2 separate regions of the Homo sapiens genome follow, and region 2 is linked to region 1. The links are chromatin loops, found by intact Hi-C in ENCODE. Cell type or tissue: PC-3. All regions are shown on one strand. Links, peaks and the distances in the headings refer to the core of each region. The heading gives the core; the rest is flanking DNA.

Region 1 (15,713 bases), core at 7,128-9,627:
AAAAGCTTCCCATTCTTTGTACATCTAGGGCACTGACCAGTACATTTTTAGACCAGTACATGCTGCCTGAAGACTTGTAACAGGGTTGGTCATTCATCTAGTTGGTTTTAGGTTTTTTTTTTTCTTCCTGTTCTAGCATACCTTCCATGCAAATCTCTGCTAGTCTTTGCTAGTCTACATTTTTTTACCTCTTTAGGGCACTGACCTTATATTGCTAGTTTGATAGTCTTTATCCCTAGCTGACCCTGTCTGTCCCTGTGGTCCGTTAGTTCCTTCAAGTCCCTGTCTTTCCCTACCTACCTCTACCTTCTTACTTCTACATCCCTCCCTCTATCTCCCTCCCTCCCTCCCTCTATCTCCATCCCTCCCTCCCTCTACCTCCCTCCCTCCCTCCCTCCACCTCCCTCCAACTCCCTCCCTCCCTCTACCTCCCTTCTTCCCTCTACCTACCTCCCTCCACCTACCTACCTCCCTCCCTCTACTTACTTCCCTCCCTCCTTCCCTCTACCTCCCTCCCTCCTTCCCTCTATCTCCCTCCATCCTTCCCTCTACCTCCCTCCTTCCTTCCCTCCTTCCCTCTATCTCCTTCCCTCCTTCCCTCTACCTCCCTCCCTCTCTTCCTGCCTCCTTCCATCTATTCCTCCCTCCTTCTGTCTATTCCTCCCTCCTTCCCTCTCTTCCTCCCTCCTTCCCTCTCTTCCTCCCTCCTTCCCTCTCTTCCTCCCTCCTTCCCTCTCTTCCTCCCTCCCTCTCTTCCTCCCTCCCTCTCTTCCTCCCTCCCTCTCTCCCTCTCCCTCCCTCTCCCTCCCCCTCCCTCCATCTTCCTCTCTCTCCCTCCCTCTCTCTCCTTCCCTCTCCCTCCCTCTCCTTCCCTTCCCTCCCCTTCCCTCCCCCTCCACCTCACTCCCTCCACTTCCACCTCCCTCCCTCCACCTCCACCTCCCTCCCTCCACCTCCACCTCCCTCCCTCTACCTATTTATCTCTATTTATCTCTATTTGTCCCTGCAGGACTCTTCAGGTCCCTTCAGGTCTCTGTTTGTCCCTGATAGTTCCTGTGCAGGTTCCACTTGTGGCCGACTGCCACTACTACTACTTGAGTAACAGCAGTTACTGTTACTGCCTGAGACCATCACTACAGCAGTTACTACTGTTACCACTTGAGACCGTCATTACAACCGAACGAAGGGACGAATGTAGAAATGATAACAAAAAACATAAGTAACTATTTTAAGGAAAGGCTAAGCATGAGGAAGAAGAAGAGAGAAGAAAAGGGCTCCCTGTTTCTAGTGAGCAAAGACAGCTGCCCTGAGCTTCCACAGCCCTTTTTATTTATTGGGTAACAAGAACAAGGAGGAGGAGATATGATTAGTCAGCTGCTTAATTGACCACAGGTTCATATTATTACTAACAGGTTTTAGAGGTACCTAATCACAAGAAACATTTGTGCGGCCTCCAACAAATACCCAGTATGTAATTTTAAAACCCTTGCTCTCCCACTTCTCTCCCTGTTTTTGCAGTCCCCAGTGTCTATTGTTTCTATCTTTACGTCCATGTGTACCATCGTTTAGCTGGCATGTGTAAGTAAGAACATGTGGTAGTTTATTTTCTGTTTCCATTTTATTTCACTTAGGATAATGGCCTCCAGCTGCATCCATGTTACCACATTTTCTGTATCCAATCCACCACTTATAGGCACCTAGGTAAACTTCATGACTTTGCTGTTTTGAATAGTGCTATAATAAACCTACGAGTGCAGGTTTCTTTAGGATAAAATTATTTTTTTCCCTTTGGGTAGATATCCAGTATTGGAGTTGCTGGCTCAAATGGTAGTTTTATTTTTAGTTCCTTGGGAAATCTCCATATCGTTTTCCATAGGGGTTGAACTAATTTACATTCTCACCAACAGTGTATAAACATTCCCTTTTCAATACAACCTCACCAACATCTGTTATTTTTTTACTTTTTAATAATAGCCACTTGACTGGCTATTAATAATAGCCACTTGACTGGCTATTAATATAGCCATTTGATGGAATCTCATTGTGGTTTTGATTTACATCTCTCTGATGATCAGTGATGTTGAACATTTTTTCATATTTTTATTGGCTGCTTGTATGTCTTTTGAAAAATATTTGTTCCTGGTCTTTGCTCACTTTTTAATGAAGTTAATTTTTTTTTGCTTATTGATAAATTTAAGTTCCTTATAGATTCTGAAAATTAGTCTACTGTCAGAGGCATAGTTTGCAAATGTTTTCCCCCATGCTATAGGTTGTCTGTTTACTCTGTTATTTCTTTTGTGGTGCAGAAGATCTTTAGTTTTATTAAGTCTCATTTGTCAACTTTTATTTTTGTTGCATTTTCCTTTGAGGTCCTGGTTATAAATTATCTGCCTCAAACAATGTCTTGAAGACTTTTCCTAGGTTTTCTTCTAGAATTTTTACAGTTTCAGGACTTACACTGAAGTCTTTAATCTATCTTGAGATAATTTTTCTATATGGTGATAGGTAGGGGTCCAGTTTCATTCTTCTGCATATGGCTAGACAGCTTTCCCCACACCATTTATTGAATAGGGAGTACTTTTCCCATTGCTTATTTTTGTAAACTTTGTTGAAGATTAGTTGGTTGTAGGCATGTGGCTTTATTTCTGGATGCTCTGTTTTGTTTCATTGATCTATGTGTCCGTTTTTGTAGAAGTACCATGCTGATTTGGTTACTGTAGCCTTATTATATAGTTTGAAGTAAGGTAATATGATGCCCCTAGCTTTGTTCTTTTTGCTTTAGATTGCTTTGGCTTTTTGGGCTATTTTTGGTTCCATGTGAAAATTATGATAGTTTTTTTTTTCACTCTGTGAAAAATGACATTGGGAGTTTGATAGGAATTGCATTGAACCTGTAGAATGCTTTGAGAAGTATGATCATTTTAGTGATATTGATTCTTCTAATCCATGAGCATGGGAAGTTTTTCTATTTGCTGTGTCATCTATAATTTCTTTCAGCAGTGTTTTGTAGTTCTTTTGTAGAAATCTTTCACCTTTTCAGTTATATTTTATTTGTGTGTGTGTGTATATGTGTGGCTATTGTAAATGGGATTGAATTCTTGATTTGGTTTCCAGCTTGAACATTATTGGTGTATAGAAATGCTACTGATTTGTGTACATTGACTTTGTATTCTAAAACTTTACTGCTGTTGTTCATCAGGTCTAGCAGTGTCTTTGAGGAATCACTAGGGTGTTTTAATTATAAGATCTTATCAGCCAATGGAGATAGTTAGACTTACTCTTTTCCTTTCTGAATGTACTTATTTCTTTCTCATGACTATTCTGGCTAGGACTTCCAGTACAATATTGAATAGAAGTAGTGAAACTGTACATCCTTGTCTTTTTCCAGTACTTAGGGGGAATCGTTTCAACTTTGTGCATTCTGTATGATGTAGGCAGTGGGTTTGTCATAGATGGATTATATTATTTTTAGGTATGTTCTTTTGATGCCTAGTTTACTGAGGGTTTTTAATCATGAAAGAATGTTAGATTTTATAAAATGCTTTCTCTGTGCCTAGTGAGATGATATATTTTTTTTGTTTTTAATTCTGTTCATGTGGTGAATCACATTTATTGATTTGCTTATGTTGAACAATTCTTGCATCCAGGGATAAAACTCACTTGATCATGGTTAGTTATCTTTTGATGTGCTGTTAGATTTGCTTTGCTACTGTTTTCTTGACAATGATTGCATCTGTGTTCACCAGAAATATTGGCCTGCAGTTTTCTTTTGTTGTTGTTGTTGTGTCCTTACCAGATTTTGGTTTCAGGATTATACTAATTTTGCATAATGAATTAGAGAGGAAACACTCCTCCTCATTTTTTTTTTTTGTAATAGTTTGAGTAAGATTGAAACCAGCTCTTCTAGTAAACTTTGGCTGTGAATCTCTCTGGTCAAGGGCTTTTTTTGGATGGTAGTTTTTTTATAATTGATTTAATTTTGAAATTTTTCATTGGTCTGTTCAAGATTTCAATTTCTCTGTTTTGGTACCAGTACTATGCTGTTTTGGTTACTGTAATCTTGTAGTATAGTTTGAAGTCATGTAGCGAGATGCCTCCAGCTTTGCTCTTTTGGCTTAGGATTGACTTGGCAATGTGGGCTCTTTTTGGTTCCATATGAACTTTAAAGTAGTTTTTTCCAATTCTGTGAAGAAAGTCAATGGTAGCTTGATGGGGATGGCATTGAATCTATAAATTACCTTGGGTAGTATGGCCATTTTCATGATATTGATTCTTCCTACCCATGAGCATGGAATGTTCTTCCATTTGTTTGTATCCTCTTTTATTTCATTGAGCAGTGGTTTGTAGTTCTCCTTGAAGAGGTCCTTCACATCCCTTGTAAGTTGGATTCCTAGGTATTTTATTCTCTTTGAAGCAATTGTGAATGGGAGTTCACTCATGATTTGGCTCTCTGTTTGTCTGTTGTTGGTGTATAAGAATGCTTGTGATTTTTGTACATTGATTTTGTATCCTGAGACTTTGCTGAAGTTGCTTATCAGCTTGAGAAGATTTTGGGCTGAGACAATGGAGTTTTCTAGATATACAATCACATCGTCTGCAAACAGGGACAATTTGACTTCTTTTCCTAATTGAATACCCTTTATTTCCTTCTCTTCCCTGATTGCCCTGGCCAGAACTTCCAACACTATGTTGAATAGGAGTGGTGAGAGAGGGCATTCCTCTCTTGTGCCCGTTTTCAAAGGGAATGCTTCCAGTTTTTGCCCATTCAGTATGATACTGGCTGTGGGTTTGTCATAGATAGCTCTTATTATTTTGAGATACGTCCCATCAATACCTAACTTATTGAGAGTTTTTAGCATGAAGTGTTGTTGAATTTTGTCAAAGGCCCTTTCTGCATCTACTGAGATAATCATGTGGTTTTTGTCTTTGGTTCTGTTTATGTGTTGGATTAATTTATTGATTTGCATATGTTGAACCAGCCTTGCATGCCGGGGATGAAGCCCACTTGATCATGGTGGATAGGCTTTTTGATGTGCTGCTGGATTCGGTTTGCCAGTATTTTATTGAGGATTTTTGCATCGATGTTTATCAAGAATATTGGTCTAAAATTCTCGTTTTTTGTTGTGTCTCTGCCCAGGTTTGGTATCAGGATGATGCTGGCCTCATAAAATGAGTTAGGGAGGGTTCCCTCTTCTTCTATTGATTGGAATAGTTTCAGAAGGAATGGTACCGGCTCCTCCTTGTACCTCTGGTAGAATTCGGCTGTGAATCCATCTGGTCCTGGACTTTTTTTGGTTGGTAAGCTATTGATAATTGCCACAATTTCAGAGCCTGTTATTGGTCTATTCAGAGATTCACCTTCTTCCTGGTTTAGTCTTGGGAGGATGTATGTGTCGAGGAATTTATCCATTTCTTCTAGATTTTCTAGTTTATTTGCATAGAGTTGTTTACAGTATTCTCTGATGGTAGTTTGTATTTCTGTGGGATCGGTGGTGATATCCCCTTTATCATTTTTTATTATGTCTATTTGATTCTTCTCTCTTTTCTTCTTTGTTAGTCTCGCTAGCGGTCTATCAATTTTGTTGATCTTTTCAAAAAACCAGCTCCTGGATTCATTAATTTTTTGAAGGGTTTTTTGTGTCTCTATTTCCTTCAGTTCTGCTCTGATTTTAGTTATTTCTTGCCTTCTGCTAGGTTTTGAATGTGTTTGCTCTTGCTTTTCTAGTTCTTTTAATTGTGATGTTAGGGTGTCAGTTTTAGATCTTTCCTGCTTTCTCTTGTGGGCATTTAGTGCTATAAATTTCCCTCTACACACTCCTTCGAATGTGTCCCAGAGATTCTGGTATGTTGTGTCTTTGTTCTTGTCGGTTTCAAAAAACAGATATAGACTAACGGAACAGAACAGAGCCCTCAGAAATAATGCCACATATCTATAACCATCTGATCTTTGACAAACCTGAGAAAAACCAGCAATGGGGAAAGGATTCCCTATTTAATAAATGGTGCTGGGAAAACTGGCTAGCCATATGTAGAAAGCTGAAACTGGATCCCTTCCTTATACCTTATACAAAAATGAATTCAATATGGAATAAAGACTTACATGTTAGACCTAAAACCATAAAAACCCTAGAAGAAATCCTAGACAATACCATTCAGGACATTGGCATGGGCAAGGACTTCATGTTTACAACACCAAAAGCAATGGCAACAAAAGCCAAAATTGACAAATGGGATCTAATTAAACTAAAGAGCTTCTGCACAGCAAAAGAAAAGAAACTACCATCAGAGTGAACAGGCAGCCTACAGATTGGGAGAAAATTTTTGCAACCTACTCATCTGACAAAGGGCTAATATCCAGAATCTACAATGAACTCATACAAATTTACAAGGAGAAAACAAACAACCCCATCAAAAAGTGGGTGAAGGATATGAACAGACACTTCTCAAAAGAAGACATTTATGCAGCCAAAAAACACATGAGAAAATGCTCATCATCACTGGCCATCAGAGAAATGCAAATCAGATCCACAATGAGATACCATCTCACACCTTTTAGAATGGCAATCATTAAAAAGTCAGGAAACAACAGGTGCTGGAGAGGATGTGGAGAAATAGGAGCACTTTTACACTGTTGGTGGGACTGTAAACTAGTTCAACCATTGTGGAAGTCAGTGTGGCGATTCCTCAGGGATCTAGAACTAGAAATACCATTTGACCCAGCCATCCCATTACTGGGTGTATACCCAAAGGATTATAAATCATGCTGCTACAAAGACACATGCACACGTATGTTTATAGTGGCACTATTCAGAATAGCAAAGACTTGGAACCAACGCAAATGTCCAACAATGATAGACTGGATTAAGAAAATGTGGCACATATACACCATGGAATACTACGTAGCCATAAAAAATGATGAGTTCGCGTCCTTTGTAGGGACATGCATGAAACTGGAAACCACCATTCTCAGCAAACTATCGCAAGGGCAAAAAACCAAACACCGCATGTTCTCACTCATAGGTGGGAATTGAACAATGAGAACACATGAACACAGGAAGGGGAACATCACACACCAGGTACTGTTGTGGGGTTGGGGGAGTGGGGAGGGATAGCATTAGGAGATGTACCTAATGCTAAATGATGAGTTAATGGGTGCAGCACACCAACATGGCACATGTATACCTATGTAACAAACCTGCACACTGTGCTCATGTACCCTAAAACTTAAAGTATAATAATAATAAAATTAAAAAAAAAGATTTCAATTTCTTCCTGGTTTAATCTTGGGAGGTTGTGTGTTTCCAGCATTTTTTTCATTTCCTCTAGGTTTTCTAGTTTGTGCATTTAAAGATTTTTATAGTAGTCACTGGGGATCTTTTGTATTTCCACGTGTGTAACGTCACTTTTGTCATTTCTGAAGTTGCTTATTTGAATCTTTCTTTTTTTCCTGGTTAATCTAGCTAGTGATCTGTTAATTTTGTTTATCCTATCAAAGAACCAACTTTTTGTTTTTTGATTATTTCTATCATTTTCCTATTCTCAGTTTCATTTAGTTCTGCTATAATTTTTGCTATTTATTTTCTTCTTTTAGCATTGGGTTTGGTTTCTTTCTTGTTTTTCTAGTTCTTTTAGGAGAAATATTAGGTCGTTAACTCGAGATAGTTCTACCTTTTTGAGGTATGCATTTAGTACTGTAAGCTTTCCTCTTAACACTGCTTTTGCTGCATCCAAGAGGTTTTGGTATGTTTTGTCTCTATTTTCATTTGTTTTAAAAAGTGTTTTTGATTTTTGCCTTAATTGTTTTGTTTACTAAAAAGTTCTTAAGGAATAATTTGTTCAGTTGCCATGTACTTGTGTGGGTTTGAGAGTTCCTCTTCATATTGATTTCTAATTTTATTCCACTGTGGTCTAAGAAGATACTTGATATTATTTCAATTTTTTTGAATTTATTGAGATTTGCTTTATGAGCAAACATGTAGTTAATTATATAAAATATTCCATGTACAGATGGAAAAAATGCATATTCTGTGGTTGTCGAATGGAGTATTCTTTAGATGACTACCAGGTCCAATTTATCAAGTGTCCAATTTACTTCTAGAATTTCTTTGTTAGCTTTCTGCCTTGGTATACTGCTGTCAGTGGGGTGCTGAAGTAGCCCACTATTATTGTGTGACTCTCTATCTCCTTTCTTACATCTAGTACTGTTTGTTTTATAAATCTGGGTGCTCTGATGTTGGGTTCATACATATTTAGTGTAGTTAAGTCTTCTTGTTGAATTAAGTCGTTTATCTTACATAAAGGCCTTATTTGTCTTTTGTCTTTTTTTATTGTTGATTTAATGTATATTGTAGCTGATACAGGAATAGCCATTCTTGCTCATTTTGTTTTCCACTTACATGATTTCTTCGTCTCTTTACTTTGAGCCTGTGGATATTACTAGATGTGACATAGGTCTCTTGAAAGTAACAGAGGTTAAGCCTTTTTTCAAATCCAATTTGTTACTCATGTCTTTCAAGTAGAGTACTTAGGCTGTTTACATCCAAGGTCAATATTGATATTTGAGGTTTTGTTCCTGTCATATTGTACTAGGCTGTTTACATCCAAGGTCAATATTGATATTTGAGGTTTTGTTCCTGTCATATTGTTGCTAGTTGGGTGCTTTGTAAACTCAATTGTGTAATTGCTTTATAGGATCTGATAGCTTTGAACTTATGTGCTTTTATGGTGTCAAGTATCATTCTTTAATTTCATTCGGAAGCTCTTTGAACATTTCTTGTAGGGTTGGTCTGGTGGTGACCAATTCTTTCAGTGTTTTCTTTTCTGGGAAAGACTTCTCCTAGTTTATGAATCTTAGTTTGGCAGGATATGAAATTCTTTGCTGACATTTTTTAAGGAGGCTAAAAATAGGCCACCAATCTTCTTTGCCTCATAAGGTTTCCACTGAAAAATCTGCAGTTAATCTGATGGGATTTCCTTTATAGATAATTTGGCTGTTTCTCTACCTATCTTTAAGATTTATTCTTTTGTGTTGACAATGGATAATCTGATGACTGTATGCCTTTGGAATAGTCATTGATATACTTTGGCTCTGTGTCCCCACCCAAATGTCATGTTGTAATCCCCATTATTGGGGGAGGGACCAACTGGAGGTGATTGAATCATGAGGGCAGATTTCTCCCTCACTGTTTTCTTAATAGTGAGTTCTTATGAGATCTAGTTGTTTAAAAGTATGTAGCGTTTCCCCTTTTGCCCTCTCTCCTGCTGGCCATGTGAAGATGTGCTTGCTTTCCCTTCACCTTTTGGCATAATTGAAAGTTTCCTGAGGACTCCCCAGCTATGCTTTCTCTACAGCCTGTGGAACCATGAGCCAATTAAATCTCTTTTCTTTATAAATCCCCCAATCTCAAGTAGCTCTTTATAGCAATGTAAGAGCAAACTCATACAGTCATCTAATATATTATCTTCTTCTTTGATATTTCTTTTATCTGGATGTTGACCTCCCTAGCAAGGTTAGGGAATATTTCCTCAATTATTCTCTCAAAGTTGTTTTCCACCTCTTTTATTTTTTATCATTCTCTCTCAGAGATGCCAATAATTTCTAGGCTTGATCATTTTACATAATTCCATATTTCTATAATTCCAAAGGCTTTGTTAGTTTTAAATTTTTTTTGTATGACTGGGTTAATTTGAAAGACATCTTCAAGCTCTGAAATTTCTTCTTCTGCTTGATCTAGTTTATTGTTAAAGCTTCCTACTATATTTTGACAGTCCTGTCACGAAATTTTCTATTCCAGAAGTTCTATTTTTTCTTGATATAGCTATCTTGTATGTCATAAATATATTAATTTATGACATTAATATATGTCATAAATTGTATGTCATTAATATATATCTTGTATGTCATTAAATATAATCAGTTTATTGGATTGTGTTAAATTTCAACTTTCCTTTGGAACTCATTGAGTTTCCTTGGATCCATATTTTGAATTATTTATCTGTTGTTTCAGGCTTGTCAATTTGGTTAGGATCCATTTGCAAAGAGCTAGTGTGATCCTTTGGTAGTATCAAGACACTCTGGCTTTTTGTAGTGCCAGTGTTTTTGTGTTTATCTCTAAGGAGCTGTTGCTTCTTATTTTTGAATTTCCTATCATTTGGTTGGGATATTTTTAAAATTCTTTTTTCCCTTTATGGTATGAGTATGGTGTATTTTGTATATGATCACTTGGCTTTGTTTCTGGACACATTCAGTGGGGCAGTGCTGTGTTTGTGTTGCTTGGTTGTGGATAACTTCTGTGCAGTGACTTTCTTGGATGTTGCTTTTATAGCTATGCATTGGACAAATGAGTGGACACACTATTTTCTGTGGGTCTGAGGATGTGGAGGTCAGCAAGCTTGTCTTGTGGGCAAGCACTAAGCCTTTCTGGAAGGAGGTTTGTTATTTGGTGATGCATTTTAGACCGTAGTCCATAAGTGGAGCTTAAGAGTAATAGCTTGCTCATGCCCAGATAGGTCGATAATGGGTGGAAGCACCTGCCCTGACAGGGGGTGTTGGGAAGAGATCATGTGTGGTGTGCTCTTGTCTCAAGGGAAGGGGAAGAGTGAGTGCACCAGTTCTTCATCCTGAGCCAGCAGAAACCTGGTTCATTTCCCTATCACACCTGTGTCTCTGGGCTCATGACCTTCAGTTCATAAAGACTTGACCTCTTGTTTGCCAACCACAGTGCAGCTGTGGGCCACGAATACACTCCATCAAAGTGGGCTTGGGCAGAACCTTTTCCCTGAGTCCAGTACAGACAACTCTGTGATATTTCTTATCTCCATTGGTGAGATACTGTCACTCTGTGTAGGAAAGGGGACTTGGGTCCAGTCCTTCATGTGTGCCCAAGCAGCAAGGGCTCACTTTCAGCAAAAGTCATGCCACTGTGAAAAGTGCTTAAAATGCTTTCTCCAAGTGCACATGTGCAGACTTCCCAGTGGGAAGAACCACTAATGTGTCCACACCAGTTGACAGGGTATGGGGGGTGGGAGATGACACCCTCCCCACATCTATTCCCAGGTATCAGCGCTGCCATTTTCATCAATTTGTGCCACAGAAATGTGTCCTTTGTCCCAAAGGAGGTTTTGGTGGACTGTACTCCCCCTTTTTTCGGAGTGGTCCATGCTGAGGGTTAGATCTCCAGGGGATTCCACAGCTCTCCAGGGACCCATCATTAGCCTGTGCTTGCCAAAATCAGACCAGGTTGTGAGGTACATTTATGAAGAATCTGGTGGTGCAGTGATTCAAGAGCAGAGAATCCCCAGGCAGAGCAGTGGCCCACCACAGGGGAACAACAAGTATGGTTCCCAATGCCTCAGTTCAGGTGTGAAGGCAGTGCAGGCATGGAAACCTGGTTCTTTCCTCAGGAAACCCTAAATCTCCACTGACAGCATTGCCCTGGATCATGAGGACAGAGGGGCTCATTAACAGTTTGGTCACAAGGGTGAGGGAAGGAGAGAAGCACTCCCACCTATCCTTTCCACAGAACTTCAAGTTCCCCTGGGGTTGGTCTTTGCCAGAGTCTTGCTGCTTTTCTCTTGTGAACACCAGCTTCTCCCCATGGACACGATGAGAGGTCCTAGTTTTCTTCACTCAGTTTTCCATTCAGAACTTGTCCGTTAACCTGTAACTTTCATCTTTTTTCTTAGGAAATCTGGCGTCCAATGTCCTTAGTCAGCCATTTTGAAAAAATACTGCAATTTTTAGTTCTAAATTATCGATTTGGTTCTTTTTCATAACTTTTATTTCTCAGTTGAAATGTTTTATTTATTCATTTGTTTCAAGAGAATTGGTAAATGTACATTAAAAAATTTTTATAATAGCTGGATTTAAAATCTTTATCAGACAATTTCAACATCTAATTCACTTTAATGTTGGCATATCTATCCATGATCTTTTCTTATTCAAGTTGTGATTTTCCTGGTCCATAGTATGATAAGTTCTTTTTAAAACTGAACCCTATACATTTTTGATATTACAATATTCTGAATCTTGTATTCCCCCTGTTGATGTGTAGCATGAGGGCAAGGGGGCACGTATGTTTGGCTTTCTGCTGGATCCCCTCCTCCACCTGCTCCAACTGGAAAAAGTGGAGTGTTGCCCCTTTGCAAATAGATCAGCTAGAAATTCAGCTTCCACATCCCTTTTAAAAGTGGTGTACCAATATTAGTTCCCTACTGTGCCCTTCTGACACCACGAGGAGGGAAAACATATCTGAATCACATCACTTTATTGTTTTAAGTTGAGGCCTGCCGCTTAGCTCCACACTAGGCCTCACTGACATTAGGGGAAGAATGGGAATAAACAAAGTGCTAACCAACTTCATTTCCCAGGCCCTTGTTAAATGGGGATGGGAGTGGAGAGTCAGCTTGACCCTGGAATCCACTAATTCTACCCTGGAAGGATAATCAGAGTATGTTCTAGAGTATCTGGCTTCCACCAGATAAAGGATGATGATCCGCTCCCTACTGTGACCCAGTGACACTACTGGAGCATGAGATTTGGAGCATTCCTTCTCTAAATAAATAAAGAATTGATGGTCAACTCCCTATTCAGTCCTGCAGACATCACTAGGCAGAAGATTTGGAGCATCACTGCCTGCTTCTACAGGATGCTTCTCTAGTGGTAGGGTAGAAGGTCAGCTCCCAGTTGGCCCGAGTGAAACTGTGGGAGTGGTATGCGATTGGGATTTCTGTGGTGTTTGCCTGGAGTAGGTTGTGTATTGGGATTTTTTTTCCTCCTTAGGTTACCCATTTTCTGTTATTTTGGCTAAAGGAGACAGGCTTTTCTTGGATAATTTTTTTTTCCATGCCTGTTGGCCATTACAGGTTAAAGGCTTATGCAATATCCTGCCCAAGATATATGGGAGGAAGTAAGAAAACTGAGGATACTCATTACCATGTTGTTCAAGTACTGAGTACTTGAGGCAATCCATCTTCAATACTCTTCCAAAGCTTGTTTATTATGTTATGTCCAGAGTTTTTAGTTGGGCTAAATAAAAATGACCACTCCATCTTTGCCAGAATCAGAAATCCTCTGATAATCTGCTTTTAGAAGTCCAACCCAAATGTAAAAACACATTGCCAAGAACAAATCCTAGAAGCAATAATGCAGGCAAGTATATTAAGAAAAATTTACATTACTTAAAAAGATATGCTTTTTTAAGTCTCTCTGGGAACATTATTTTCATTCCAACAGTAAATATGGTAATGACAAATTTTCAGAATTAGTTCACTAAAGCATTCTCATTATGGAATTATTTTTGGTAGCATTTTATTACACAGATTGTGGTTATTGTGCCTTTTAAATGTATTTCATAATTCTTATTTTTCCAAAATTTAAATGTTTATTATTTTATTTAATAAACTAGTATGTCATTTGTTTTCAAAACCTGAGTTAATGAAGATTAAAATTCATGTTGAAGACTATTATTTTATTTAAATATGTATTTAAAGCTCATTATATATTTAAGTATATATTTAAACCTTACATATAAACATACATGCATACATATATGTGTGTGATATATATACACACAATGTATATTTATACACACATGTAAGACGTAAAAATATATATACACATATGTAATACATACACACATCATTTAGTGCCTAGAAGATCATTTACATCACATAAAAGTCAGCACTGTCATTTATCTGTTACTCTTTCTATATGGGTACATAATGTGTTTTGTGTAAATGATGCTGAGCCCCAGCTTAGCAAGATCTTTTTCCAAATGTGTATTTATCAAGGATGCACTTGTGCTGTGTTACAAGCGCTAATGTATGGACAAAGCTAATCATTAATTACAAATGCTGCTAATTATTATAGAAGTTTATAATCATATACAAGATGGAAGGAGCTTGCAATCTGGTATGATGAATTGAATTTACAAAATCCTTAATGATTCTGCAAAATCACAGCCAGAATCCTTGGGACACTCTGGAGCCTTAATTGTATAACACTATTGGCCCAATCTGGAGGAAGGAGGCAGGACTTTTATACCCACAAGTCAGCCAATATTTATCTGTGGCCTACTAATCTCTCAGTGATAGAGAATAAATATGCAGGCAAAGCAGCTTCTGGTTGAAAGCAGTTCTCAGAGGTAGGAGGCTCCTGTGGAGTATTAGCTGACAACACTCACAACAATTATGTGATGAATGCTCCTGTACATGTTTTATGGTTTGAATTGTGTCCCTTGTAAAATTCATATGCTGATGTGCTAACTCTAAGTACCTAAGAGTGTGACCTTTGGAGACAGTATCTTTACAGAGGAAGTCAAGGTGAGGTCATTAAAATGAACCACAAGCCAACATGACTGGTATACATAAAAAAGGAGAATTCAGACAGAGAGACACACACAGAAAAAAAAGACAAAATGAAGAGACCCGGTGAGAAGACAGACCTCTGCAAGCCAAGGAAGAGGCCTGAAACAGATCCTTTACTCACAGCCTTCAAAAGAAACCAACACTGCTTCAGCTTGATCTCTGACTTGTAGCCACTGGTCAACCTGTAGTATTATCATTACAGAGAACCCGCATGAGTCTCAGTCTGGGTGCTAAATACCACTTTTGTTTAATGCTTCCCTTTTGTATCTCAAACATCAAATCCTTTTTGTCCACACAAAACATCTTATGATGCTAACCAAGACAATAGATAACTATTGTCAAGGTTGTCAGTTCTCAGTTCATGGATGTGGTGTTGCCTCCTTTCCCTATTACCCCTCTACTAACCTACAAAGGCAGATGGGGTATGACATGGTTTGGGTTTTTGTCCTGACCCAAATATCTTGTCATATTGTAATCCCCAAGGTTGGAGGATGGGCCTGTTGGAAGGTGATTAGATTATGGGGGTGGATTCCTCCCTTGCTGTTCTCATGAGAGCGAGTGAGTTCTCATGATATCTGGTGGTTTAAAAGTGTGTGCCACCTCCCCCTATTCTCTATTCCTCCTGCTCTGCCATATAAGATGAGCCCTTTGCCTTCTATTATGATTGTAAGTTTCCTGGGGCCCCCCAGCCATGCTTCCTGTACAGCCTGAAAAACTAGGAGTCAATTAGACATATTTTCATTTTAAATGACCCAATCTCAGGTATCTTTATAGCAATGTGAGAATAAACTAAATTGGTACAGATAGTGGGGCATTGCTCTAAAGATACCTGAAAATGTAGATGCAGCTTTGGAACTGGATAATGGGCAGAGGTTTGAACAGTTTGGAGAGCTCAGAAGAAGAAAGGAGATGAGAGAAAGTTTGGAATTTCTTAGAGACTTGTTAATTTGTTGTAATTAAAGTGCTGATAGTGATATGCACAATGAAATCCATGCTAAGGTGGTTTTAGATGAAGATGAAGAACTTACTGGGAACTGGAGCAGAGGCCACTTTGTTATGCATTAGCAAAGAGGTTGGAGGCATTGTGCTTCCATGCTACAGATCTGTGGAACTTTGAACTTGAGAGAGATGATTTAGAGTATCTGAAGGAAGAAATTTCTAAGCAGCAATACAATCAAGATGTGGCCTGGGTGCTTCTAGCATCCTATGCTCAAATTTGTAAGTCAAAAATGATATAAAATTGAAACTTATTTTTAAAAGGGAAGCAGAGCATACAAGTTTGAAAAATGTGCAGCCTGGTCATATGGGAGAAAAGAAAACCCATTTTGTGGGGAGGAATTCTAGAA
Region 2 (15,713 bases), core at 4,965-7,464, 62 kb before region 1:
TGCCACTTGTATGGTTTAGACCCTGGACTGCCAATCAAATTAACCTCAGCTTCCTGCCCTATTGGATTCAATATGACTAGTCCTCTCCCTTGTGGCTTATTCATCCTAGACCTTGAGTGAGTCAGAAAACAAATCTGTCTCTGAATCCTGGTATACTTGCCCAATCTTAGGCATGCTACCTAGACTTTTTCATCATCCCCTCCTGCAAAGGTGAATCTTTTCCTGAATCATCAGCCACAAGCTAATGTCTTATTGTAAATAAACTCATGATCAGATCAATGACCCTTCTTCCTCTTTATACATGAGCTCCTTCTGTCATTTCTGGATTAATTCTCTTTGAATATCAGAACCAAATTAAAGCTTGGCAGAGTTGACCATACAAAGTAAGTCAAAATGCTAGCTATGACCAGAGGTCAGACTTTTAGACTGGTCAGTTTCTCTTAGCTAGTCGGGGCTTCCTCTTTCTTGCAATAGGCTAATTTTGTTGAACCTCTGGAATACACTGGAGTTGATGTCACATGTAGTGATTATTTAATACCAAATGCCGAATTCTCTTCTTTTTATCAACAGGGGGTGGAACAGAGGGAAAGACTGGGGAAGCTGACATCCATAAAACTCAGCTTTGGGACTAAAGCTAACTGATAAAAATGTGCCAGTTACTTTGACTTTTTCTGTGTTTATATCTGTTCTCTAGAATCTCCCTAGCAACAAGAATTGAAATATCATAGTTTCGTATTACTATCAAGCTGTCAGCACTCCAACAGGAATGTAGGTTTGTTTTTCTTTTATTTTCCTCTTATTTTCAAATAAATTGTATATATTTGATAGCAAATTATTTATCATAACAAGCTTAGTTACATTTTATTATATCAACACAGCCATAGAAACAATTTCTTCTGTTGTCCAAGTAATTCTAGATAAGGGAATGTTTCAGAATTTACTTGCTGCAAAACTGGTCTCTATCATTTCCCTTCCACATAAATACTCTGTTTTTATTAGAGACTAAAGGCATTCTCCTGGTTATTCTTTTAGAGGCACCATCTAGAATCAGGAATTCATGGTGACAATTAAAAGAGATCAGATGGATTTTACAGGAAGCCTGAGGCAAAGGAGAGTTTTATAAGCTGACATCAGGACCAATGTAACTTCTAAGTAGAGTCATACTGTACATTCCCACAAAAGCCAAGGGTCACTAGGCTAATATAAATTTAAAGAGAGGAAGGAAAAATGCTTTCAAATAATAATAATCATTTTTGACCTGAGGGATGTGCTAACAAACCTTCTTATGAACACGGTTATTATATTTGCTGTAGAGACGTCGATGAGCATGTTATCATTATGAAAACCTGTGGGAGAGTTTTCTTTTAGCTTCCACTAAGAGACTAGCTGCAATTTCTCTTTATCAATTGTTTGTTTTATTATTTTGTAAGCCCTGTAATTTGTGTATCAAATTGTATTTTGGAATTTGCTTTGGCTTTTAAGCAGCTCTTAGACGAATTTGCAGCTTACCTTCAACACACAAATTTTGAATATCTGACAATTTTACTTTGGGCTATGACTTTTTTTTCAATTTTATGGCCTTTGTCAATTAATTCATATTTTACTTATGATTCTCAGAAATATGTTCTATATAAGACTTCTTGTCTTATTTAATTGGATGCAATCATTATCTCTTTTTTTCTAACAGTATTGATTTATTGATTTTAATATCTTTGATCATTTGTTATCTTTAGTCTCTTTGGGAATCATTTTATTTTCTGTTTATTAAATTCTTTTTTATCATTCATGACACTCACTGTCTTCAGCAGTTGATGGTTCTTGATCACTAGATTACTTCCAGAGCAGTCTTCTTTTGCAGAGATTCTTTTCCTATTTTTTCTGTTGTCTATTTTACAGATCCTTATTTTTTGGTCTAAAAATATGTTTTTTCAACGTTTTTAGTGTTTTATGTTTCTGAAATACCATCTGATTTTAGGAGAGATGAGGAAGAGACATATAAGCTTAGTCTCTCATCTTGACTCACTTTCTTTTACTCACTGATTTTCTGACTCATGCAAAAGGAAGAACAGAGAATGTGAGAGAGTCAGTAAATCAGCTCTGACCCAATCTGAAGGCTGTGAAAAAGCAAAAGCTGAAGAGCCCAACAAGCCCATCAAAAGCAATAGGCCTGTCTCTGGTTGTGCAAAACTATAAATAAGAAAACCAGGGAGAAACAACAAATGCAGTAGGGATAATTGGCAGTTCAGCATGGGATCACTACCTAGACATAGGTGGGTTTTGAAGTGGCTACGTTGTCTGGGGTATATACCTTGGGTTTGTTGTCTCATGCCAGGAAAATTTAGGATACAGACACATATGAGGAGTTTAGAAACAGTGGTTTAGGAAGAAGAAAGAGAAAGGAAAGCAGCTTTCTCTCTAGTGAGAAAGAGGGGACTTCCAAGAGGAAAGACTGGCTGGCAGCGGATGCACTAGATTTTATAGTACGGCTTGAGGAAGCAGTGTCTGATTTACATAGGGCTCACAGATTAGTTCCATCAGGTATGACATTTACATAGCTCGTGGAGAAGGCTTGTTGCTCCACCCTAACCTTATTATGCAAATTAATTCTTCCCTTGGCCAGTGCCATCTTGTCTGCTTCTTACTGTACACATGGCTGGCAGAGAAGCGAAGATGGAGCCACCATCTTGAACATGTCTAGTCCATAGTTCCTGCCAACATTCACCCATGCAAGCTCCCAGCTTGCTTGTCTATGTCTGCAGCTCGACTTTACAGGCTACTCTTTGTTAGAAAATGATTTGGAGCTGCTTTTTATTAAAAAGAAAAGCCCAACTGAGGGCTCCCCTACCCTCACTATCTGCCTAAGTGATTTCTTCTTAACTCCTGTAGCTTTCCCTCCTCAGGAGTGGTAACCGTAACTGCTGTTAGGGGGTTTTGGGTGATGACTCTTTCTGGCTACTTCCTGCTGAAAAGGGGCATTGTGTGGAGAACAGCAGCGAGGGCTCCTCCTGCGGGTGATCTAAGGGTCCTTGGAAGAAAGGTGTGCCCATGCATCGTTCGGTCTACAGCACCATTTGAAGTTGGATTGCTTCTAGGTGAGAGGGTACTATTTGAGTTACAGTATTCAGTAGCCAAGGTCCAAACATTAGTATAAAACATTTGAGCAAGAAGGGGTTTAATAATGGAGCTGACCAGTTCCACAAAGAAGACTGGAATTCATTAAAGAGGTTTTGTAGTAATTCAGGGCTGGAGCTTGCATTTTCTCTTAACTGGTCAGTGATTTTTAACTTGATCTTAAAGCATCTGTAGGTTTTCTTCTACTTGACTAGAGATCCAGAAGCAGCATGTTTCACTTAAGACTTCATTGAGTTGCCCACACTTCTGGATTGATATCAGCTTCCACTAGGAGGAGACAAAGAGATTGTCCTGGGGCCATAAGGAGGCTGGTCCCCATATGAGCTAAAATGCCTCTACCTAATAAATGAGTGAGACTTTCTAGCACGATTAAAAAGGCATGTGCAAATAGTAGATTTCCCCATTTGCAACTAAGGGGTTGAGAAAAGTATCAAATTAGAGTTTTTCCTGAGACACCGCTCACAGTTGTGCTATGGGAAGAAGGAAGGCCTGGATTAGAGAGGAGAAGAGAGAGCCTGGCTCCAGTGTCTAGAAGGAGATCTATCTTCCTTCCTTCAATTTCCTCTAGGGCTCCTGTGCTGTAATGAAGTTTGAGCCACTGGATCTGGGGGTTCCAACCCCGGGAGCCATCAGTCCTGTTGGTCCATCCATGAGACTGGTTCTGAACCCAGTAACCTTCATCTCTGGGGGCAGTCCAATTTCCAGTGGTCCCCACCACATGCTGGACAGGGTTGTGGTGGTTTCTTCTTGCTGCCTGGGTGTGTTTTCTTAATGTGCCCTGACTTGCCACACTGATAGCAACTGGTGGATGCACCTCAGGGATCCTAGGCTTTGCAAGCCTATAAGGCAGCTACTAGAGCCTCTGACCCTCTCTTTTGCTTCCTCTCTTTCTCCTGGTCTACTGCTGGTCCCCCTCCTGGTCCCTGTTATAAAAGACTGAGGTAGTCACCTTCAGGATGTTCTCTAAAGTGCTATCTGGTCCTAAAGCCTACTTCTATAGTTTCCTTCTAGTATCAAGAGCTGCCTGTGTAATAACCTTGTCCTTTAGGATTAGCTGTCCCTCCACTGACTCAGAGGATAGGGAGGTGTGCTTTATTAGAGCCTCTCTCAGTCCTTCTATAAAGGCTGCAGGATTCTCATCTGGCTTTTGATCTATCACAGACAGAGTAATTAAGAGGATTGATTGTAGTTCTTCATAGGCCCTCCAATATGCACATTAAAAAATGTTTCCTTTTCCATTCATCTGTAGCATCATAGGGGTTCCAATTAGCATTGTCTAGAGGAACTACTTCCTTCTACTTCCTTTTCCATTTGAGAATGGTGTTTCCATTATCTCTTTGCCTTCCCTATTTTCTCCTTTCCTCTTAGGCCGACTGTAGGAGACATTTTGCTCCTCTCTGAATTTCTCTACTGCCTGCAGAGCTGCCTGCTTCTCAGTTATGGTTAGAGTTTGGCTTAGGAGCAGCGTAACATACCACCATGAGAGGTAAAATATGTGAGTTACATTTTGGAAGGCCTCTATATACCTGTCAGGGTCAGAAAATCAGCCTAAGTCTCCCTTTACTTGCCTAAGGTCATACAATGAGAAGGGAACTTGAATCCTAGTGACATCACCTCCATTGGGCACTTCCTGTCTGGGTCAGAGTGAGGGTGGGGGAGTGGAGAATTTTGGAAATGGCAGAGGTGGAAGAGCTGGTGGCATTGTTGGAGGTGGTCTTAGATAAGGGGGACTGGAAGGGCTCGCGGACTCAATAGCTGCCTCAGGTGGTTTCCCCAGAAGTTGCTTTTCTAGTCTTGGGGAATCATTCCATTTGGGGCTGCCTAATACTATTGCTAAAAGGGCTGGGTTGATTGTGCAACACTTGCAAAAGTCTGGGTTGTCTCACAGGGCAAAGAAAGCCTGTATATAAGGTACCTTGGACCATTTTCCCTCCCATCTGCAGAAAAGACCTACCTGTTGGATATTAAAATTAAGGCTCCCTTCCAAAGGCCAGGCTGGTTCAAGAGGGTAAGAAGGTAAAGCCCTTGTGCAAAAGAAAATGAGCCACTTTTTTTTTTCAAAGTCATAGGGTCAAAGGAATCCCAGTGCTTCAGAATGCACTCCAGAGGGGTATAGGCTGAAGATAATCTCTTACCCATCTAGAAAGAGAAGTGAGAAAAAGGCATCCCTTTAGTCTCCTTCCTTTTGTTGTGACCCAGGGTGGAGAGGAAGACGATGGGCACGGCCCCCCTGCTGTTTTCCTTCCTTGGTTCCTGGGTCCCCGCACCTTGTTAGATGCAATGCCCATCGTTCCAGGTGTGACCCCCAGCCATGGAACCAGAGGAACTAAGATATTGGGATTAGTCACACTCACCCATGCAGATCTAGTCCTCTGCCTGTGATTTCCCTTTGACTTCCTAGACTTGTGTGACCCGCCTGGCTCCTCAAAAGAATGGATCTTGGGAGAGACTATGTGACAATTACATTTGGGCAACTTTTGCACTTCCTTCTTTAATGGTGGAAGTATACTGGTTTGAGGTCTGTATCCTGCTATTATAGCCAGATAATTTAGTATGCTAAATTTAAATATGATTTAGTATAGCATACTAAAGCATTTACCCTTAGAGAATGGTTCTGGTTAACTTCCAAACTTAAAATCCCCTTACTAATTAAGTACCATTCTAATTCGAGGAGGAATAGGTGCCTTAAAAGAATGGAGGGACCAAATGGCCATTTTCCTGCTATGGAACAGTATCAAGACTAAAATTTGGCTTTGGAGAATATTTTACTCCTAGTTGTTGAAGGCAGGATTTTCTGGTTTATAGAAGCAACATGAAGCCTAATTTCTAGTAGAAAGGAGCAAAAGGGGAAGATAATTGGGAAGATAGAATATTTAGGTAAAGGACTGACAATGTGCCTCATGGACAGGTTCCCTCTTCCACTAGGTGGTGCTGTTGACCTTGAAATGCCATGTACTCTCCAGACCAATGGGAGAGAGACCTTGACATGCCATGTGCTCTCCAGACCAAAGGCAAAGAGATACCTAGAAATGCCATGTGCTCTCCAGACCAACTGCAGAGAGAGACCTGGAAGTGTGATGCACTCTCCAGATCGAGGGCAGAGAGAATCTGAAAATGACTTGTGCTCTCTAGACCAAGGGCAAAGAGTGATGCTCACTGTGGTGGAGGGGACCCTCTGTAGAAAATCAGAAAGATGCCTTCCCTTCCCCAGTTACTATGCATTCCCTGATCTTGCCTAACAAGATTACTTCCCTGAACCGTAAAACTTCCCACACATTGCATACACAGAGAGGATAGACGATATGGTGGTTGCGGAAAGGAAAGGAGGAAATTATGATAGAAAAGTTGGAGATCTTGTTGCTGACACCCCATAAGGCAGTTGGAGGCTGGTGTCAGTCCAGATGTCTTTGGATAACACCGGGGGGTAGCCAGAAATCCTCAGTTGCCCCAGAACCTCTTCCAGCCTCAAGTGATGGCTGTCTTCCATGAAAGGAAGCTGATACAAATATGGCCAACATGCTCAGCAACACACGGGTACTGGGGCATTCTCTATGTTCTCCCCAGCAAGCCTGTCCCCTAAGTCTTATAAGGCTAGCATCCATGCTACTCATTTTTAAATGGCTAAAGGTGGCCCAGTATTTGGTTTGATTTGGTTTTAAAATGGAGTCCAAGAGCCCCAAAATGAAAGGACAGAGTTGGAGTTCACTCCTCTACTCACCATTTTGATGACTGTTGTAACTTGGTATCCTGGATGAGGTCCCCAATATGAAACAGCTACGTTGTCTGTGTTGTATACCTGGGGTTCGTCATCTCATGCTAGGAAAATTTAGAACACTGACACACACAAGGAGTTTAGGAGTAGAGGTTTAATAGGCAGAAGAAAGAGAAAGGAAAACAGCATTCTCTCTCTAGTAAGGGAGAGGGGACTTCCAAGAGGGAAGATCGGCTGGTGGCAGATGCACTGGATTTTATAGTCTGGCTTGAGAGGAAGCAATGTCTGATTTACACAGGACTCACAGATAGGTTCAATCAGGTATGATGTTTACATAGTGCATACAGAAGGCTGGTTGCCCCACCATAATCTTATTACACAAATGAATTCTTCCCTTGGCCAGTGCCATCTTGTCTGCTTCTTACTGTACACGTGGCTGGCAGAGAAGCAAAGATAGAGCTTCCATCTTGAACATGTCTAGTCCCTAGTTCCTGCCAGCATTCACCCATGCAAGTTCCCAGCTGGCTTGTCTACAGTTGCAGCTCGACTTTACAGGCTACTCTTTGTTAGAAAATGATTTGGGGCTGCTTTTCATTAAAAAGTAAAGTTACTGAAGTCTCCCATACCCTTACTATCTGCCTAAGTGATTTCTTCTTAACTCCTAGAAGTCAGTGCAATGTCATGCATAGTTTCTCCAAATGCTCCTGTAAGTGAGTAATAGCAGACAAGAGCCACAGTAACCTCCCAGTCACCCTATGAGAATTCAGGAAAAGTGTCCGATTGCCCTCACCCTATCTTATCTTCCAGGATCTGTAGTAATTGGTATCATCATATGTGCTTCATGTGGCTGATCTGAAGTGTGGAGTCTTTCAGAGAGTAATCAGGCATCTATAGACTGGTTCTACTATGCAGAACGCTGATGATATTTGTCTTTTCTATACTGGAGAGGAAATGAAGAAGTTCTCTTTTTCTTAGAAATTAGCTCAGGGTTGGCCTCTTAGAAGGTTTTTTAGTGTGTCTAGTAAAGACATTTTGAAGAGGTCAAAGATTGTAACGGTTATCAAAAATAAGGATTTTATTATGGAAAAAATGATAATTTACTAAATAGAAAATGAATATGAAAACTAATAAACTATGTGAGGCCCAAAGTTGAGTTCATGGTGAGTTCTCAACCATTTTTCCCATTTTTATTTTCAACATATGTTTTACCAGCTGGTTAAAGTATTCAAGTCATTCCCTGTCTCTTCTCCACAGTAGTTGGCATTTTCTGGGGCAGGTATTTGAACTCAAATATATCTCTGTGGTTAAGTGGCTGTGATTTTGTATAAGACAAAGTAACAGCATCACACTCCTCTTTTAAAATGTTAAGGTTGAGACAACATTATTCCTTTAAAATGACTCCCTGGCTTTAATCCCAGTAAGAAGTAGTTAAGTAGAGTGAATTGAAAACCATATCCTTAATCATTGAAATAATTAATTCAATCTTGATATAGCCCTTTGCAACTATAAGAATTTCAATACATGTGAGAAATAAATTATTTCCTAGGACATAAAAATTAAAGAGCTCAAGAAAATCTCCCTGCAGAAGGGAAATCAGGATTACCACTCCTTAGGTTTCCTGAGAGATATGAATTTTGTCAATTTGCTGGCACAATTATTAACACAGTATATTATTTGTTTTTTTCCTAGGCCTTGCAGATCATCATTTCTTTTCACCTTTAAAAAGAAATCTTCACATACATTCATCCTCTCTCCTCACTTATATTGACAAAGATCATGGCACTAAGAAAAAAAAGTCTTTAAAACTGCATTAGTGAAGGGCATTGATATAAATGTTCCTAAATACTGATATGTACTTTTCAATGGTTATTCTTTTTCACTATCTATTCTAGTAGACTTAAAGAATATTTGAAAGAATAAAGAGAGCCTTCTTCTCTCTTAAAAGGATAGTTTGAACTAATTTTTTGATACTGCCTTCATCTTTATTATTTCTTATTTGAAGGGAGCGATCTTTATTAAGAGAGGGTGTGGCTATAGGGTAACTTTCAGATGCTTTCCAGTTGTAGGGAAGAAGTTCCCCACTGTGAGCTCCCAAGAACATTTCCTATTTACTTCTCTCTACTCTTGTCTTCCCTCCTGTCTAGCCTGGCTGAGAGCCTCACAGCATCCTCTGACTTGAATTTCAGAGTCTCCCTGAGACATCCTCCTAGCATGTAAGAGAAACATTGTTCTAAAATGGTAATCCAAGGACATAATGATTCATATTGAATTCAGTTTTTGAAATTATATTTAATTAAATGCAGTTATGTTTATTTTTTGAATAGATAATGCATTTTTATTGTTCAAAATTCAGTAGGTACAAAAGTTACAAAGTAGAAATTCTGCCACGTGCCACTTATCTCAAATTCCAGCTGTCAGGCTTTCTTCCCTAGAGGAAACCAATGTTATTAGTTTATTTGTATTCTTCAGCAGATGTCATTTTTTTTCTCACTTTCAGAAACATGCATATTGATTGTATGTTTTTCATTTAACAATATATCCCAGTGGTAAATCCATAATAATATATGGAACTTTTTTATTTTTTAAAAAAGTGCATGGTACTTCATTATGGAATAGATGTTTAATAATTTATCTAGCCCTACAAATTAGCGTATATTTCATAACTCAGGTTGTTATTTTGAATGATAGGAAGGAAAGATTAACATGGAAAAGAAGCGTAGGGGCAAATTATAAAGAAATTTGGTGAAAGACTTTGGAATTAGTGGGAAAAAAGTTAACCATATTTGTGTATATGAGTGAAGTAAGAATTAAAATTATGTGATATAAAAATCAGTTCAACGACAAATTGAGGGTACTGAAAATAAATAATGTCTTTCTCTTGCCTAATTGCCCTGGCCAGAACATCCAGTACTATGTTGACTAGGAGTTGTGAGAGAGGGCATCCTTGTTGTGTGCCAGTTTTCAGGAGTAATGCTCCCACCTTTTGCCCGCTCAATATGATATTGGCTGTGGGTCTCTTATATATGCCTCTTATTGTTTTGAGGTATGTTCCTTCAATGCTTAATTTATTGAGTGTTTTTAACATAAAGGGATGTTGAATTTTATTGAAGACCTTTCTGCATCTATTGAGATAATCGTGGTTTTTTGTCTTTAGTTATTTTATGTGATAAATCACATTCATTAATTTCTGTATGTTGAACCAAACTTGCATCCCAGGAATGAAGCCTACTTGATTGTACCGGATAAGCTTTTTGATGTGCTTTGGAACTCAGTTTGCCAGGATTTATTTGAGGATTTTTGCAATGCTGTTCATCAAGGATATTGGCTTGAAGATTTTTTATTGTTGTTATATCTCTGCCAGGATTGGGTATCAGAATGATGCTGACCCCATAGAATAAGTTAGGGAGGAGTCTCTCCTTTTCAATTTTTTGAAATAGTTTCATTATAAGTGGTACCAGCTCTTCTTTGTGCCACTAGAATTCAGCTCTGATCCCATCTGGTCCTGGGCATTCAAATAGGAGGAGATGAAGTCTTTGTTTGTAGATGACATGATACTATATCTAAAAAACCCCATTGTCTCAGCTCAAAATCTTCTTCAGCTGATAAGCAACTTCAACAAAGACTAAGTATACAAAATATTGTGCAATAATTGCTAACATTTCTAAACACCAACAATAGGCAAGCTTAGAGCCAAATAATGAATAAACTCCCATTCACAATTGCCACAAAAAAGAATGAAAGACCTATCAATACAGCTAACAAGGAAAGTAAAGGACCTCTTCAAGGAGAACTCAAGCCACAGTTCAAAGAAACCAGAGATGACATAAAAGGAGAAAAATTCCATGCTCATGGATAGGAAGACTCAGTATGGTGAAAATAGCCATACTGTCCCAAACAATTTATAGATTCAATGCTATTCCCATTAAATTACCATTGACATTCTTCAAAGAATTAGGAAAAAAAACTATTTTAAAATTCATGTCTAACCAAAACAGAGCCCAAATACCCAAGACAGTCCTAAGCAAGAAGAACAAAGCTGGAGGCATCATGCTTCCAAATTTCAAACTATAGTACAAGTCCACAGTACTCAAAACAGCATGGTACTAGTACAAGAACAGACACATAGATCAATGGATCAGACCATCTGCTCTTCAACAAACCTGACAAAAACAAGCAATGGGGAAAAGATTCCGTGTTTAATAAATGGTTCTAGGAGAACTGGCTGGCCATATGCAGAAAACTGAAACTGGACCCCTTACTTACACCATATACAAAAATCAACTCAAGATGGATTAAATACTTAAATGTAAAACCCACAACTATAGAAACTGGAGAAGAAAATCTAGGCAATACCATTCAGGACATAGACATAGGCAGAGATTTCATGACGAAGATGCCAAAAGCAATTGCAACAAAAGCAAAATTTGACAAATGGGATCTAATTAAACAGCTTCTACACAGCAAGAGAAACTATCATCAGAGTGAATAGATAACCTATAGAATGGGAGAAAGTTTTTGCAATTTATCCATTAGACAAAGGTCTAATATCCAACATCTATGTGGAACTTAGGCAAATTTACAAAAATAAAACCCAACCCCATTAAGATGTGGGCAAAGGACATGAACAGATACTTCTCAAAATAAGATATACATGCAGCCAGGAAACATGAAGAAAAGCTCAACATCATTGATTATTAGAGAAATGCAAATGAGATACCATCTCACACCAGTCAGAATGACTATTATTAAAAAGTCAGTAAACAACAGATGCTGGAGAGGTTGTGGAGAAAAAGGAATGCTTTCACATTGTTGGTGAAAGTGTAAATTAATTCAACAATTGTGGAAGACAGTGTGATTATTCCTCAAAGACTGAGAGGCAGAAATACCATTCAACCTAGCAATCCCATTACTGGGTATATACCCAAAGGAATATAAATTATTACATTATAAAGATACATGTGGCTGGGCACAGTGGCTCACACCTGTAATTTCAGCACTTTGGGAGGTCAAGGTGGGCAGATCACTTGAGGTCAGGTGTTCGAGACCAGCTTGGCCAACGTGGTGAAGCCCATCTCCATTTAAAAAAAAAACATATATATACTCATATATATATACACACACACACATATATATACATATATACATATATATGCACATATACATATATATGCACATATACATATATACATATATACATATATATACATATGTGTGTGTATATATATACATATATATGTATACATATACATATATATGTGTATATATATATACATATATGTGTGTGTGTGTGTGTGTGTGTGTGTATATATATATATATATATATATATATATATAAATTAGCTGGTCATGGTGGTACCTGCTTGTAATCCCAGCTACATGGGAGGGTGAAGTGGGAGAATAGCTTGAACCCAGGAGGTGGAGGTTGCAGTGAGTCAAGATCATGCCACTGCACTGCAGCCTGGGCAACAGAGTGATATTATGTTTCAAAAAAAAAAAAAAGATACCTGCACGTGTATGTTCATTGCAGCACTACAGTGAAGACATGGATTCAACTTAAATGCCCATCAATGATAGACTGATTAAAGACAATGTGGTACATATAGACCATGGTATACTATGCAGCCATAAAAAGAAAAGAGATTATGTCCTTTGCAGGGACATGGATGGAGCCGGAACCATTATCCTCAGCAAACTAATATAGGAACAGAAAAACCATATCCACGTGTTCTCACTTATAAATGAGAGCTGAATGATGAGAACACATGGATACATGGGGGCAGGGAACAACACACACTGGGGCTTGTCAGGGGACAGTAGAGGGAGGGAGAGCATCAGGAAGACTAGCTAATAGATGCTGGGCTTAATACCTAGGTAATGGGATGATCTGTGGAGTAAACCACCATGGCACACGTTTACCTATGTAACAAACCTACACATCCTGCACATACATATACCCCTGAACTTAAAAGTTGGAAATTTTTTTAAAAAGTAAATAATGTAACTGCACCAGGGTTTGCTGAGGAATCTGTCATTATTTCCAGACTATGATACAACGATGACATTTTTGTACCTTAAAGAGGGCTTCTAGGCCTTGACTGTGTGTGTGTGTGTGTGTGTGTGTGTGTGTGTGTGTGTATGACAGAGAGAGAGAATGTGTTTGCTGGGGGAAGTGTTACCAGTGAAACTGATTCCCTTCTGTAGTACCTTATAGATATATAGAAAGAGGACTCAGCCACTCTTGTGGTATTAAAAATGCCAGCCAGCAGCTAGTAATTTTGTTATATTTTTCAGCCGTATGATTTTATATGTCATATAGCTAAGCAGCATTATGCCAAAGACCATATTTGTTGACATTGTTAGAAAATGTTGTAATAATGAGGTGCTTGAAATGATCCCCCTTGGCCAGGCACAGTGGCTCAGGCCTATAATCCCAGCACTTTGGGAGGCCGAGGGAGGCAGATCATGATGTCAGGAGTTCGAGACCAGTCTGGCCAACACAGTGAAACCCTGTCTATACTATATATATATATATATATATATATATATAAATTAGCTAGGTGTGTTGGTGTGCACCTGTAATCCCAGCTACTCAGGAGGCTGAGGCAGGAGGATCGTATGAACCCAGGAGGTGGAGGTTGCAGTGAGTCGTGATGGCACCACTGGACTCCAGCTTGGGCAACAGTATGAGAATCCATCTCAAAAAAAAAAAAAAAAAGAAGAAGAAGAAAGAAAGAAAAAGAAATGATCCCCTTCCCTCAGTACTGGAATGCACTTGGGTATTGGATTGAAAGAGAAGTACAAAAGAGATTCTTTCCTAACCTTTTCTTTCGGAAAACTCAGGAAAACATTGAACTACTAATGCATTAAAAATCTATAACAAACATTTAATTTTAAAAACTATGAATAAATGATCTAAATCTATTCTAAGCAGTTTTGTTTACCCTGGTATATTAATTGTGGTGGCCAGAAGGAGAGAGTGGAGGGCTGCCTGGAATGCTTTTGACATCCTGTTCAGCACCTGTACACCTTCACCCTCTCTCCCACAAGCTGAAATGTATAATTGTCATGCCTTAATCATGAATTATGCATGACTCTTGATTGTGGTTGGATATTTTGACCTGTAAATTCACAGATGACGTTTTCATTTAGCAACTGGGAATTCAAATTTATTTATTTTCATTTTTCGCAGATGTAATACCCTTCCTGGGAGAATAGAGTATTCCAGGGCCCTTTGAATTATAGATGACATCTGGGCTGTCATTCAAAAATGAATCTAGGGCTCTCACTTCTACTGCAGGCATTGAATGAGAAAGGAACAATTCACATATTGCCAAGTTGTCTAGAGCTCATAATTTTATATATTGCAATATAGAGATACCATCTCATGTCAATCAGAATGGCAGTTATTAAAAAGTCAAGAAACTACAAATATTGGCGAGGCTGTGAGAAATAGGAATGCTTTTAACACTGTTGGTGGGAATGTAAATTAGTTCAACCATTGTGGAAGACAGTGTGGCAATTCCTCAAAGATATAGAACCAGAAATACCATTTGACCCAGCAATCCCATTACTGGGTATATACCCAAAGAAATATAAATCATTCTGTTGTAAGGATACATGCATGCAAATGTTCACTGCAGCACTGTTCACAATAGCGAAGACATGGAATCAACCTAAATTCCCATCAATGATAGACTGGATAAAGGAAATGTGGTACATATGTACCATGAAATACTATGCCATAAAAGGGAACGGGATCATGTCCTTTGCCATAAAAGGGAATGGGATCATGTCCTTTGCAGAGACATGGATGGATCTAGAAGCCATTACCCTCAGCAAACTAACACTAAAACAGAAAACCAAACAACTCATGTTCTCACTTGTAAGTGGGAACTGAACAATGAGAACACCTGGACACAGGGAGGGGAACAACACACACTGGGGCCTGTTGGGGAGGGCAGGGGCAGGGAGAGCATCAAGTTAAAACGCTAATGCATGTGGGGCTTAATATGTAGATTATCAACTGATAGGTGCAACAAACCACCAGGGCACATATTTACCTATGTAATAAATCTGCACATCCTGTCCACGTATCCCAGAACTTAAAATTAAAAATAAGTAAAAAAAGAAAAAAAATCAACCCAACAAGGCAGGTTAGTAAGATGAGCAACACTTGAATGAAAGTGTTAATATATGGTGCATTTCCAGTTTTTATATCTTTTAACCTAAAGGTGGGTCATGATTCATGTGAGAGGATCAGCTAAAACTTCAATACAATTCCTGAAATTTCTCTGGCCTGAAGAACCAGGGGAAGAATTTGGAACAACCTTAGCTTACAACCACTAGAAAATGAGGGGAGAATCCCAGGGACAAGACAACCAGAGAAAGAACAAAAACTATTGCCTAAATCTCCATTTCTGAAACATGCAAATGTGTAGCGAACTGCAAATAGCCAAGCTACGGATAAAAACTTAGCTGAGATTTTAGCTACCCCAAAGACATTTTGAGGTTCAGTCTAACTGACTTATTGTGTGTTATACACACACACATTCCATTTAAAGACACTTAAAATAATAAACGTATAACATTCACAATGTGTATAATGTGATAAAATTACTCTACATGTGAAGAAAGAGAAAAATGTGCCCCATTCTCAAAACGAAAGATTATCAGTATATAGTGACCTTAAGATGACAGAGATGTTGGAATTAGCCAGCAAGGATTTTATAAAATGTTATTATAAGTATATTCAGTGAAATTAAAGACAATATTATTTTAATAGATGAAAAGTAAGGAAAATCAGCAAACAGAAAGTGCGTAAAAGAGCCCAATAACATTTAGAATTGAAAAATTTAGCAATATGAAATTA

Evidence for each region. Hi-C counts contacts between places; a loop is a spot of excess contacts. Peaks named below come from ENCODE experiments on the same cell type or tissue, not always from the same donor. Only the 100,000 strongest peaks of a DNase experiment are listed, where the experiment ranks them.
Region 2: it touches region 1 in a loop (3-fold over the local background); 1 of 110 quality-filtered maps calls a loop at or near these places.

What each region holds. Positions count from the first base shown.
Region 1 is chr10:108,714,968-108,730,680 of GRCh38, reverse strand. All of the region lies in intron 2 of LINC02661 (long intergenic non-protein coding RNA 2661), which reads right to left. Among named protein-coding and RNA genes, the nearest start is that of LINC02661, 14 kb to the right of the region's middle. RefSeq lists an enhancer at 1,519-1,688. In PC-3, for the core only: no CTCF peak of the experiment used is centred there; no DNase peak of the experiment used is centred there; H3K27ac peaks cover 394 bases.
Region 2 is chr10:108,774,485-108,790,197 of GRCh38, reverse strand. All of the region lies in intron 3 of LINC02661 (long intergenic non-protein coding RNA 2661), which reads right to left. Among named protein-coding and RNA genes, the nearest start is that of LINC02661, 74 kb to the right of the region's middle. In PC-3, for the core only: CTCF peaks have their summits at 5,865 and 6,069 (motif pointing right); a DNase peak (open chromatin) is centred at 6,087.